Linked DNA regions of Homo sapiens: all the other regions are linked to region 1. A link is a contact called in ENCODE Hi-C or POLR2A ChIA-PET data. All regions are on one chromosome and are shown on one strand. Each heading gives the region's core, a stretch centred on a gene start or an enhancer-like site at or near the end of the contact. The rest is flanking DNA. Distances are from core to core; before and after follow the strand shown. Region 1 has its middle 17 kb from the start of LBR. Region 2 overlaps ITPKB (inositol-trisphosphate 3-kinase B). Region 3 has its middle 58 kb from the start of PARP1.

Region 1 (4,125 bases), core at 622-3,121:
GACTATTTAGAAAGGATATAACAGAGGGGAGAGAAAAATAAGGAAATGTGAGGAGTTAGGTCAATGCTTGCCCCTTCCCACGGGCCCACCCATGGTAACGCTGTGGCTCGCTGCAGGCCAGCCAGTATCTGGGAATACAGAGACGCATGATAGTGTCTTTCTACTCTGATTACAACTCCACTAGGTGCCAGCATTTTGCATGCAATCGCTCTATTAATCCTTTCAATGTCCTTGTGAGATAGGTCCATTTATCCCCATTCCACAGGTGAAGAAACTGAAAGAATGGTTGAATGACCTGCTCCGGCTGACACACGGAGTGAGTGGCTGAGCTGGGAAGAGAGACCAGTGGCGTGTAACTCAGAGTCCACGGTGTGTGATGTATGAAGGACTAAGAGAGACCAGTCAGGAGCAGCCGGAATCCCATCTGGAGCCTAAAGAGTTGTCTTTGGTGTAGAAAGTGTCTACCCCACCCCTAATTATATATCCAGTGAAGGCTGTTGCTTAACGTGGCTGTTGGCTCATAAACTGTAAGCACTATGAGAGCAAGTCTTTTCATCTGTGACCTCGATGTCCCCCTTGGTGCCATGGGCTGTGCCCATGTGCGCTAAATACACATGATCAGCCTATTGCTGTTTGGCCAGCTGTCTTTTTTTTTTTTTTTTTTTTTTTTTTTTTTGAGATGGAGTTTCGCTCTTTTTGGCCAGGTTGGAGTGCCATGGTGCAATCTCAGCTTACTGCAACCTCCACCTCCTGGGTTCAAATGATTCTCCTGCCTCAGCCTCCCAAGTAGCTGGGATTACAGGCATGCACCACCATGCCAAGCTAATTCTGTATTTTTAGTAGAGATAGGGTTTCACCATGTTGGCCAGTCTGGTCTCGAACTCCTGACCTCAGGTGATCCGCCTACCTCTGCTCCCGAAGTGCTGGGATTACAGATGTGAGCCACCATGCCCAGCCACCCAGCTGTCCTTTTAGGACACTTTCTGTACTCTCTGTAATAACAGAAGTCCCACACCAGGGCTGACTTTATAGAACCCTAGTTCCAAACTCTCTTAGTTCTGTCAGGAAAGCATTTGCATTTTTTTTTCTCCCCCGAGACAGGGTCTTGCTCTGTCACCCATGCTGGAGTGCAGTGGTGTGATAGCTCACTGCAGCCTCAAACTCCCCCAGCTCAAGCAATCCTCCCACCTCAGCCTCCCAAGTAGCTGAGACTACAGGCATAAGCCACCACACCTAGCCAGAAAAACTCTTTCTTTCTTTCTTTCTTTTTTTTTGAGATGGAGTCTTGCTCTGTCACCCAGGCTGGAGTGCAGTGGCTCGATCTTGGCTCACTGCAATCTCTGCCTCTCAGGTTCAAGCAATTCTCCTGCCTCAGCCTCCCAAGTAGCTGGGATTACAGGCATGCGCCATCACGCCCAACTAATTTTTGTATTTTTAGTAGAGATGGGGTTTCACCATGTTGGCCAGGCTGGCCTCGAACTCCTGACCTCAGGTGATCTACCAGCCTTGGCCTCCCAAAGTGCTGGGATTACAGGCGTGAGCCACCGCACCCGTGCCAGAAAAGCTTTTTTCTTAATAGCTCCCCTGGGAACCTCAGTTCTACCACCGAAGGTATACAATCACTCCAACAGATAACAAATCGACATTGTCGTGCATAAATGTAGAGCTGATCCGTATTTCATGTCAAAGGCCTGGACTGTGTGAAATTGGCTGGTATTTGTTCCAGAAGCACTTGTTCATGTTGAAGATGGGGCAGTTCTGAGTGGGTTAGCAGGCTGACGAGCTTGGCTCAGAAGCCGCTCACTATTGTTTGGGCTTTGCTTTTGACTTCACATCCTGAAATAAATGGTCGTTGCAGACCAGGCACGTGAGCAGGAAGTGGGCAGGGCTTAAAACACAGAGAAGTCATAACCTCTGCGGTTTGGTTCATGTTGTAATATGAAAACCAGGAAGCTTATCTTGCAGGAGGCTGATGTGTAAAAGTTCAGAATGGAGTGGAGCCCTCCCTCTTGGCACCCTATGCGCGGAGTCACCCTTTGTCTGCCACAGGAAGCACCCAGGTCCTGGCAGCTAGAAAACTGTAACAACTTGGAAACATTTCCCAAAATGTCATCATGGCATCAAAATGAGACAATCAATTTCTTGCAAAATTGTTTGCAAGAATACAATTTGATCAAAAGTAGAGTTAGACTTTTTTTTTTTTAAGACAGTTTCGATCTTGTTACCTAGGCTAGAGTGCAATGGTGATCTCTGCTTACTGCAACCTCTGCCTGCCAGGTTCAAGCGATTCTCTGCCTCAGCCTCCTGAATAGCTGGGACTACAGGTGTGCGCCACCATGCCCAGCTAATTTTTGTATTTTTAGTAGAGACGGGGTTTCACCATGTTGGCCAGGCTGGTCTGAAACTCCTGACCTCAGATGACCTGCCTGCCTCGGCCTCCCAAAGTGCTGGATTGTAAGCGTGAGCCACTACGCCCAGCCGAGTTAGACTTTCTCTAAGAACAGCCCCTCTGTGTGTTTTAACTTAAGTGAGAAACAACATGGGTGAGTCAGTGGTTGAAGGCAAGAGAGACACGGGAGAGACACTGATGCCCTGTCCATCCCTTCTCTGGGCCTCAGGGCATTCCAGCAGGTAGAGAACTCCACCCTCCTGCCTGCCTATCAGTCTGCTTGGTCTTGAAAGTCTGCTGCACAGAGTGGGTAGTGGCCATCTGAATCAGTGCTAACACAAAAGCTAGACAGCAATGCTTACAGGCTAGCCAGGAAAATGTTTTTACCAGAAAATTGCTTGAGAAGAGAACACAGAGTTTCAGTAGGGACATGACGATTGAGGATGGAAATGCTTGGTGAAGCAGAACATCCTGGCGTAGCCACAAGAAAACACAATAACCTTAAGGCAGTCACTCGAAGGCATCCTGGAGCCCCAGGCAGGGAGCATTTCACTTCACCAAGGCGTCTGGGGCCATCAAGTGGGAGAAAAAACTGAAGCCTAAAGCTCCTGCTACTGCTCTCTGAGCTCCCAGATCCCTGTACCTGACACCTGCCACACCTGGCTCGGCAGGTAACTAAGACTGGAAGAACCAGATGAGGAGTGGCTCTGCCACACTTATTTGAGAAAATGTCTGAGTAGTATCTGTCCAGCTAGGTCTTCCTGAGTTTCCCATGGCTCTTAAAGATTAGACATCATTAACTGAGTTTCCCAGCAGCACACCTGCCTGAGGTAGATTACAGTGTGGACTATTCCCTGTGAGAAGCTTCCTGCAGCATAGCGCCAGGGAAGGGCTAACCAAGATCGTGTCTTTGCAAAACACCTTTCAGACTGCAGCACCCCCAGGGTGAACTTCAGAGTCACTTTGATCTCAATTAGCATTCTTGGATATTATAAACAAACACCTAGACTCCCAGGGAGGGGAAAATCAGTACCCCAGGAAAATCACAGGAGATGGAGTTCTCAGGGCTTTATCACAGGCTGGCCATCGAAAGCCACAGGGAGCCCTCAGGCTAGCCAGGGTCACATCTCACCTCTGCCCAGCCACCCCAGGTGTTTCCTAGAAGCCCCCCCTTTTCCCGCTTTGGCCTGCCTGGCTCTTTTTGGCTTCTGAAAACAAAGAGAGGAGCTGTGTGCAGTCAGCCTGAGACACGTGGGAAGATGGTTGCTGCCCCTGCTGGCCCTAAAGCTCCAGAAAGCCAATGCCACCGTGCAGGCGGTGGAGAGCATATTCTGATATGGGAGGAGGAGGCGTCCGCAGACCCCTAGTTCCTAACTTTGGGTCATGGCCAAGGGACCTCCTGGGGAAAACTGCGTGCTAGAGAGCCGGTGAGCATATCTTAAGTTAGGCCCAAAGGGGACTGGGTGGGTTTCTTCCTCCAGCACCCCTGCTCTTCCCAAGAGGAGCCCCTTTCCTTCCCTGAGCTTCCCCTTCCCAGGCTCCTGTTTTGACAGGATGCCTGGGTCTGATCACAGCCACAGGCCCGTTTTGGGCTGTGTTCCCCCTGGAGTGTATTGGCCAAGGAATTCCTGGAGCATTTGAAGAAAGGCCCCTTCCCAGGGGCAGTATTCCTCCTGTAATTAAAAGGTTGCATTTCAAAGACACTTTTAATGACCCCAACCGTTGTTGCCAGAAAG
Region 2 (4,125 bases), core at 606-3,105, 1.2 Mb after region 1:
AACAAACAAAAAGCTCTACATTAGAAAGACAACCACTAATTTCTGGTTAGGACAAATTCAAAGCAAAGGCCCTCATTGCCTGTGGCCACAAGATGGGAAGGGCCCTTGACGGGCTCTGAGGACCTTGCCACCACCATCACCTATGCGGCACATGGTGGGAGGTGGCTTTACCCCATTTAACAAACAGCCTGAGCAAAATGCTCAGGGGAACTCCCCTGTCCCAAGAGCAACGACCCCTCCAAGGAAGGCTGGAGAGGACACAACCACCCAGCCGCACCACATTAGTTCATATTCAATTCGTAGATGCGGAGGCACCAGAGGCACCTCTTGCCTGCGAGTGGTTTGAAGAGAGACTTTAAAGAAATTCCTCAGAACAGAACCTGCACCGATGGCTTCAGGTCACACAGGAGGGAGCAAGCCCACAGCTCTCTCCTCTGCACCGCGCTCCGCCCTCTCAGGATGTTTCTTCAGTGAAAACAGCCAGGACTGGGAGTGTGCATGTGTGTGTGCGTGTGTGTGCATGTGTGTGTGCATATGTGTGCATGAGTGTGTGCGTATGTGTGCATATGTGATATATGTGCATGTGTGCATGTGATTGTGTGCATGTGTGCATGAGTGTGTGTGCATGTGTGATATGTGCATGAGTGTGTGCGTATGTGTGCGTGTGTGTGCATGTGTGATATGTGCATGTATGTGCATATGTGTGCATCAGTGTGTGCATGCGTGATATGTGCATGTGTGTGATGTGTGCATGTGTGTGCATGCGTGTGTGATATGCACATATGTGTGCATGAGTGTGTGCGTGTGCATGTGTGTGCGTGCATGTGTGTTTGGGGAGAGCAGGCCCTTTGGGCAGAAAGGAGAACTAAGGTATATTGAGCATCTTATTTTATTTTCTCAATGAGCATGCAAGTCAATTCTTTTCTATTTCCATCTGGTGGAGCCTGAGCCTCAGAGAGGTAAATGACGAAGCTGGGATTTAAACATTCATTTATACAACTACTTGAAAATAAATAAAATTAATAAAATTCTTTTCTTCCCCAGCAAAAACAAACAAAACAAAACAAAAAAACAAAAAAAAAACATATTTTTAGAAAAAATATCCTTAAGTGAACTTTAATAAGAACAGGCTGCAGAGATGAAGATCAAGTGTCCCCAAAATACACCCGTCCTCAGGGGGGCGATGAGAACCTGAATGAGAAGCATTGTGAGTTCCTGAGAAAGTGGATCCTGGACCAGCTAAACCACGGAGAGCAGAAGCCATGTGGCTTGCAGAGGAGATGAGGGTGGTACTGCCTGACAGGGGGACACACTGAAGATGTGGTTCCCACTCCTTGCCCCGAAGCGCCCAGCTGCAGCCCTCAGGGGTCAGCGGCGGCTGCTGGGTCCCCAAGGTGAAGTCAAGGTGAAATCGGCCTCCTTTGTTTTTTCTCTCTTTGCTGAGACTCAGCCGCTTCTGTCATCAGGTTTTCAAGTTAAAATCTATTTAAGGAGAGGAATTCTTCCTTACTAAACCTGGTAATTCTTATCCCCATCCCAGAAACTCTCACCCCACCGCCAAGACCAATTCTATTCTTAAGAGAGGGCAGCGCCCCATGAGGCCATGTGACAAAAGGGCCGAGGCTTTACTGACAAGGATGTTTTTCCTAGATCCTTCTGATGGAGATCGCCAAAGAAGGCTAGAGCCAGCGGAGGCATTTCTTATCTAAGCACCCAGAAGGCTGCATAAACAATCAGGGCACACAATGCATGAGGGCAACAATGGAAAAACCTCATTACACAAGATGAGCCCAGCAGTGGCTCGTGGGGACGCCCCTGCTCAGGGGGAAGCCATTACGGTGGGTCCAGGGGGAGAGTGCACAGCCGGTCACCACCCGTGGGTCACATCCCTGCAGCAGAGCTCAGAGAGGACAGGGGCTGACAGGCTTCAGGGGTGGTGTGGGAGGAGGGGAGCCCAGAGTGTCTCAATCCAGGGCTCGCCCTAACCCATGCCATGTCCCTATCAGGGGAGAACACACATTGCACTGTTTCACAGTCCCTCCTGGGGCCTCAGTTTCCTGTGTCCGGTGAGGGACAGACAGCTGGTATACCAGGCTCCTTGGATGGATGGACACTCTAGGGCCCTGGAAAGTGACCTTCCCTCATCCCAACAGCAATGGCCCCTCCGAGGAAGACTAGAGAGGGCTACTCTCCCAGCTGCAGCGTGCCAGTTTATATTTTATGTATACAGGAGGAGGCAAATGAGCATGCATGGAGGAAGGGTCCCAGGACCCTAGAAGGCAGCTCACTGTGGAGAAGGAGGGAGCTTACGGAGGCTGCACCCACCAGAGACAGCTGGGGGCCAGACTCAGTGGAGAGAAAGAGAAGACTACAGCTGGCAGCGGGAGTGTGGGGACAAAGGCCCGGGGACTGGAACTGGGAGTGGTTGGGAACCAGACCTGCTATGGGCATGGGGGCTGCAGACAGAGGGAGATAGGTGAGCAGGCGAGGCCTCGGGAGAGCGTGGGGCGTTGAGGCAGGCCAACCTGGGCCCGAGTCCCGGCTCCCCTTTTCCTCCTCAATGACTGACCTTGAACAAGTTCTTAGTCCTTGTTTGTAAAAAGAGCGACACATAGATTCCCATTCTCCCAGGAGATAAAGCTGTCAGGAGATGTGGGTACCAGGGTGTCTGTGGGAGGGTCTTTAGCCCTCTGTGTTCAAGGAGGGGACCCAGGTGTCTCTGAAGTTACTTCAAGAATGGTCAGTCCTGTGCTAGGTGGAGTTGCTGGCCTAGGTTCTGAACAATAAAGACCTCGGAGCCTGGGGCAGGGTCATGCCCATCCTGTTGGGGTGCAGCTCTCCAGAGACCCACAAGACACAGTGAGCAGGGAGCCTGTGACCCAGGAAGGTGAACAGATGCTGGGCGAGACAGTGTGGCTTAGCCTCTGCAAGGCCATTTGAAGCTAAGAAACTTCCAGTTCTTGGACCTCTCCCAGAGGCTAAAGACCAGGGGTCTAGAAAGGAGGGGGTGCTCCAGGGTGGGGGTCTTCTGACAGTTCAAAGGATCCACAAGCCTCTCACATCGCTGAGCTCTGACCAAACCAGGCACCTTTACCGCTTGGCTCCCCTCTGCCCACACCTCCTCCATTTCTTCACCATGAAAATAGGTCCCACGTGGCCAAGGCCCTGAGAGTCCCCCAGTCCCAAGGCTGCTCTGCCTGGATGAGGGCCGTGGAATATTCCACTTGTGAGAATGCCATGCACTTGCACTGGAGACCTCTTTTCTCTCTGCCAGCAGCAGCACACAGGGTTTCCCCATGGTTTTTAAATAGCAGCACCCAGGCAGTGCCTAATGTCACTGCCAAGCAGTAAACAGAAAAAGCCATTTCCAGGTCCAGGCTGGGGGAAGGAGGGAAGGAGGGCTGCAGGGTGACCCCAACCACTCCAGCCTAGCCCCTAGGAGCAGAGATGAACTAAAGGATGGGAGGAGATTCCAGAGAATCAATGTCCTTGTGATGGTCGGGGAGACCACAGCATCTGCCTCAGGAACCAAATCCACTCCAGGCACACGCCGCTTTCCAGGAGCGGACAGGCTAACAGCCCTCCCTCCAAGCACTGGCTGGAGGAAGCCCCAGTCCTCAGAAATGGACTCCAGGCCTCATCCCCCAGATAAGACAGGTAACAAGGCAAGAAAGGAGGACAACCCAGAAGAATCCCACCCAGAGGGGTTTATCCCGTGCCCCTCCAGCCCTCCCTTGTGGGAGATATTCAAGAGTGAGCTCTCCACAGCAGCCTCTGTCTCTTCTCTGTCTGAAATCAGACCCCGTCCCAGGTCTCCAGCCTCTCAAGCCCAGCTCTAGGAAATACAAAAGTGGCCTTCAAATGCCTTGAACGTGGTGTGGCAAAGGGTACCTGGTCCCCTGCCCAGGGCAGAGCTGGCCACCTGCTCCTGCATCACCTCCCAGTCATCAGGGGAATCGAGACATCCCTTGTGGACACCTCCCGGAGTGCTCCCAAAGCTCCCTATGTGTGGCAGGTCCCTGCTGGCCTCCTGGGGCTGTGAGCCTCTCTTTGGCAGACCTGGGGCAGGTGGCCAGCTCTGCTGTGACCCTTACTTCCTCACACACAGATGTGGGGTCGGCCTAG
Region 3 (4,125 bases), core at 1,155-3,654, 1.0 Mb after region 1:
CCCCTGTCTAACTGAGAGGTGACAATGGCTAGCAGCCCTCGTTTGCTCTTGGCACCTCCTGGGCCTTGGCGTCCACTATGGCCATGCTTGAGGAGCCCTTCCAGCCCGCAGCTGCATTGTGGGAGCCCCTCTCTGGGCTGGCCGAGGCCGGAACCGGCTCCCTCTGCTTGCGGGGAGGTGTGGAGGGAGAGGCGCGGATGGGAACCAGGGCTGCGTGCGGCCCTCGTGGACCAGTGCGAGTTCCAGGTGGGCGTGGGCTTGGTGGGCCCTGCACTCTGAGCAGCCGGCTGGCACCACCGGCCTTGGGCAGTGAGAGGCTTATCACCTGGGACAGCAGCTGTGGATGGTGCCCCGGGTCCCCCAGCACTGCCCTGGCTCCCCCAGCGCCTCGCTGGAATTCTCACTGGGCCTCAGCCGCATCCCTGTGGGGCAGGGCTCGGGACCTGCAGTCCGTGGCCATGCCCCGGCCATGCTCCAGCCCCGCTGTCTAGGTAAAGGATTGTAAATGCACCAATCAGCACTCTGTGCCTAGCTCAAGGTTTGTAAATGCACCAATCAGTGCTCTGTGTCTAGCTAATCTAGTGGGTATTTGGAGAACTTTTGTGTCTAGCTAAAGGATTGTAAATGCACCAATCAGCACTCTGTGTCTAGCTCAAGGTTTGTAAACGCACCAATCAGCACCCTGTCAAAATGGACCAATCAGCCCTCTGTAAAATGGGCCAATCAGCTCTCTGTAAAATGGACCAATCAGCAGGATGTGGGTGGGGTCAGATAAGACAATAAACTCAGGCTGCCTGAGCCAGCAGTGGCAACTTGCCAGGATCTATTTGGGCACTGTAGAAGCTTTGTTTTTTTGCTGTTTGTACTGAATCTTGCTGCTGCTCACTCTTTGGGTTCTCACTGTCTCTATGAGCTGTAACACTCATATGAAGGTCTGCAGCTTCACTCCTGAGGCCAGCGAGACCATGAACCCACCAGAAGGAAGAAATTCCGAACATGTCCGAACATCAGAAGGAAGAAACTCCGGAGACACCATCTTTAAAAACTGTAACACTCACTGCAAGAGTCTGCGGCTTCATTCTTGAAGTCAGTGAGACCAAGAACCCACCAATTTCGGATACATAACCTCAGACCAATATCAAATTAATACCCTATCCAAGCATCCCTTCCTTAACACTAACCCTACCGCAATCTCATACCAACCCTAAACTCTTCTTCTTTTTTTTTTTTTTTGACGGGAGTTTTGCTCCTGTTGCCAAGGCTGGAGTGCAATGGTGTGATCTCAGCTCACCACAACTTCCACCTCCTGGGTTCAGGTGATGCTTCTGTCTCAGCCTCCTGAATAGCTGGGATTACAGGCATGCGCCACCATGCCTGGCTAATTTTGTATTTTTAGTAGAGATGGGATTTCTCCATGTTGGTCAGGCTGGTCTCGAACTCCCAACTTCAGGTGAGTCACCTGCCTCAGCCTCCCAAAGTGCTGGGCTTATAGGCATGAGCCACTGTGCCCAGCACACCAACCCTAATCTTAACCTGATGTTCATGCTGCCCCTGGGCCTGTAAAGATAACATCCGTGATGTGGTTTTGCGCACTCCTCCCCATTGTGCCAAGGCGAGGATCCTTCAATCCAATTGGTATCCTAACCTTAACCCTAACCATAACCCTAACCCCAACACTAACCCTAACATTAACTGTAACTGACTCCAATCCTAATCCTCACCCAGACTGTAGCCCAAATGCTGACCTTAACCTTGATACCAACCCGAACGTCTTAACTCCCCTTCAATACTAACCCCATCTCTAACCTCAATTTTAACCTTCTTATCCTTTTTTGAATCTTAACTCTAATTTCATTGCTAACTGTAACCCCTTCCCTAAATTTAACCCTAAATGCAATCACAACTCCAAATTCAGCCCAAATTCCAACACTGATCCTAATCTCCAAAAAGAGCCCATTCTCCCTCCCAAGTCAACTTTACCTCCGCAGATGGGGTGTCTAAAAGGGCCCAGCTGGGTAGTGGAGAGAGCATAGACCTTGGGCCTCATCCAGCCACCCTGCCTCGGCTCACTGGGGTTAACAACATTGGACATGCAGGAATCATATTGGAATGTTATCATCTCAGACTCGAGTCTGAGGCGTGAATTCTGGTGGGAATTGCTCTGTAAGATGGCAAAACCATGGAATGCCATTTCACCAATTTGGCCTTTCCATTGAGTTTAAATATAATTGCAGCAAATTGTGCTGATTTGTATTTCACAGGCTTGGATTTAGTGGCTTTTGAATTCATCATCTAAATGTGTGTAAATTATCCACTCTGGCCCAGAATCCAGCAATTTTTATAAGAGGACTGTAATTTTTGTAGGAGGGCTTTACGCCACCTCCTACTAGCACTGACTAGCTGGGCATGGGGCCAGCTGAAGATTCAAAGGAAGCATGAAAGAGCATTAGCGAAATTCATAGGAACAAGGAACACTTTTTAGAGAGCAGAAGAAAAGCAGTAGATGTTCTTGATTCTATACAATGCAACAAATGTTGCCGTGTGAGGCACTGGGATTGGCACTGCAGGAAATCAAACACAGGAAAGATTGTTATTAGGCATGGGGCGTGGGGAATGTGGGGAGGGGAAGCAAGACCCGCACAAACCATGTCTCACTCCCTCAGTTCTCTGCCTCAATGTTACAGTACAAGAAAGGCCATCTTGTGCACTTGATAAAAAATGACCACCGTGCTGCCTGAGTCATGGTCCCACAGGAAACAGAAAGTACGTTCCATAGGGATTTTGAAGAGCATTCAGGAAAAGGTGGAAGCAGGAAAAGGGAACTAACTAGGGACACTGAGGCTCCCAGGGACCAGCGTCATTGAGAAGCCATTCCCAATCCTGGGCTGGAGGGGTAGGAGAAGGGAATGGTGTATGTGCATCTAGTTGCAAGTGGATGATGGAAGAGGCTCTTCTGGATAGAGCTGTAATCCTCGAGGGATGCAGCCCTGCCTGAACTGAGGGTGGGAGGAAGTAAGGAAGACGCTCCTGGATCTCCCTCCCCTCTCACCAGTGGTGTATTGGAACTGGCCCATACCGGTTTATGAGGACTGATTGTATGCAGTGCATTCTAACTCCAGTGTCAAGATGGCAGTTTGGAATCTCTCATGGTGGGAGTATTTGCACCACAGAAATGGGCAAATACTACAAATCAGGACATATTTTTCCCTGGAGAGCTGGCTGATAAACATTGACTAGCGCACCACTGCCTCCAATTCACTCATCTCCTCGTCCTGCCTCTCATTGGCTGAATCCAACAAGAAGTCAGAGGGCAGGGGAGCTTGAGGGAAAGTCATTATGGGTCAGCACTTGGGGTCACAGAGCTCTGAGGGAGGAGAATGGATGGGAAGGAGGGGCAGCATGTGGAGAAAAACCAACACACCCCATTGACACTTTTTTATTTTCTTGCTCTGCTTTAATTTTTTTTTAGGAACTTATCACCTCCCGCCATATTGCAGAGTTAATTGTTTACCATCTGTCTTCCTCACTAGAGTGGAAGCTCCATGAGAGAAGGGATTTGTTTTCTTCTCTAAGGTGTCTCTGGCACTTGGAGCAGTGTCTGACAGCTAGCAGATGCTCAGTAACCTGTTGAATGGAAAACTACAAGGCAGAATTTGTTGAATGGCTTAAGCAAAATTGGAAGTGCTGGGTTATGTGGGGGAGAGATTCCCTGCAGTGTGGAGTGTGAGGTTCCCGTGGAACACCTAGAGAGAAATGTCTAGCAGACAGTTGGAAATGCAGAGATTGGGGCTGAAGATGCAAGCTTGAGCAGCTGATCGTGGAGGACGCCAGTCCTCCTAGATGAAGGGACTGTTGGAAGAGGAGACAAATGACAAGGATAGAGACTTCAAGAATTCCTATACCTAGGAGGGAGCAGGAGGAGAAGACCCAAGGCAGCAGACAGAGAAAAAGGAGAATGAGGATGAGATGCAGAAGTTAAGGAAGGAACATCTCAGGGAGAGGAGGTGAGTGATGCCAATGGGAATTGGCATTTAGTCAACACTCGGCTGTTTGTGCTGAATGAGGTTGAAATGAAGCTTGAGAAATGGCCACTAGACTGTACAATGACTTGTGGCTCACACCAGG

What was found. Hi-C counts contacts between places; a loop is a spot of excess contacts on that map. ChIA-PET counts read pairs that join two places held with the same protein, here RNA polymerase II (POLR2A). Pooled maps may share reads with other maps.
Region 2: POLR2A ChIA-PET joins it to region 1 with 11 read pairs in activated CD4-positive, alpha-beta T cell. The contact joins two enhancer-like sites. A Hi-C loop is called at or near these places in 5 of 50 pooled maps. POLR2A ChIA-PET finds 5 or more read pairs at or near these places in 2 of 52 experiments (activated CD4-positive, alpha-beta T cell and activated naive CD4-positive, alpha-beta T cell).
Region 3: POLR2A ChIA-PET joins it to region 1 with 18 read pairs in naive thymus-derived CD4-positive, alpha-beta T cell. The contact joins two enhancer-like sites. POLR2A ChIA-PET finds 5 or more read pairs at or near these places in 2 of 52 experiments (activated naive CD8-positive, alpha-beta T cell and naive thymus-derived CD4-positive, alpha-beta T cell).

Annotation. Positions count from the first base shown.
Region 1 is chr1:225,443,165-225,447,289 of GRCh38, forward strand. No RefSeq gene overlaps it. Among named protein-coding and RNA genes, the nearest start is that of LBR, 17 kb to the left of the region's middle. RefSeq lists enhancers at 1,472-1,541, 2,042-2,091, 2,987-3,547, 3,548-4,108, 4,109-4,125 and a cis regulatory region at 1,646-2,185. Within about 2 kb of position 1,872, at least 31 of the 41 ENCODE cell types and tissues checked have a DNase peak (open chromatin) inside an H3K27ac peak, as active enhancers do.
Region 2 is chr1:226,648,781-226,652,905 of GRCh38, forward strand. All of the region lies in intron 2 of ITPKB (inositol-trisphosphate 3-kinase B), which reads right to left. Among named protein-coding and RNA genes, the nearest start is that of ITPKB-IT1, 24 kb to the right of the region's middle. RefSeq lists a silencer at 1,068-1,362 and an enhancer at 1,158-1,247. Within about 2 kb of position 1,856, at least 2 of the 41 ENCODE cell types and tissues checked have a DNase peak (open chromatin) inside an H3K27ac peak, as active enhancers do.
Region 3 is chr1:226,464,012-226,468,136 of GRCh38, forward strand. No RefSeq gene overlaps it. Among named protein-coding and RNA genes, the nearest start is that of PARP1, 58 kb to the left of the region's middle. Within about 2 kb of position 2,405, at least 3 of the 41 ENCODE cell types and tissues checked have a DNase peak (open chromatin) inside an H3K27ac peak, as active enhancers do.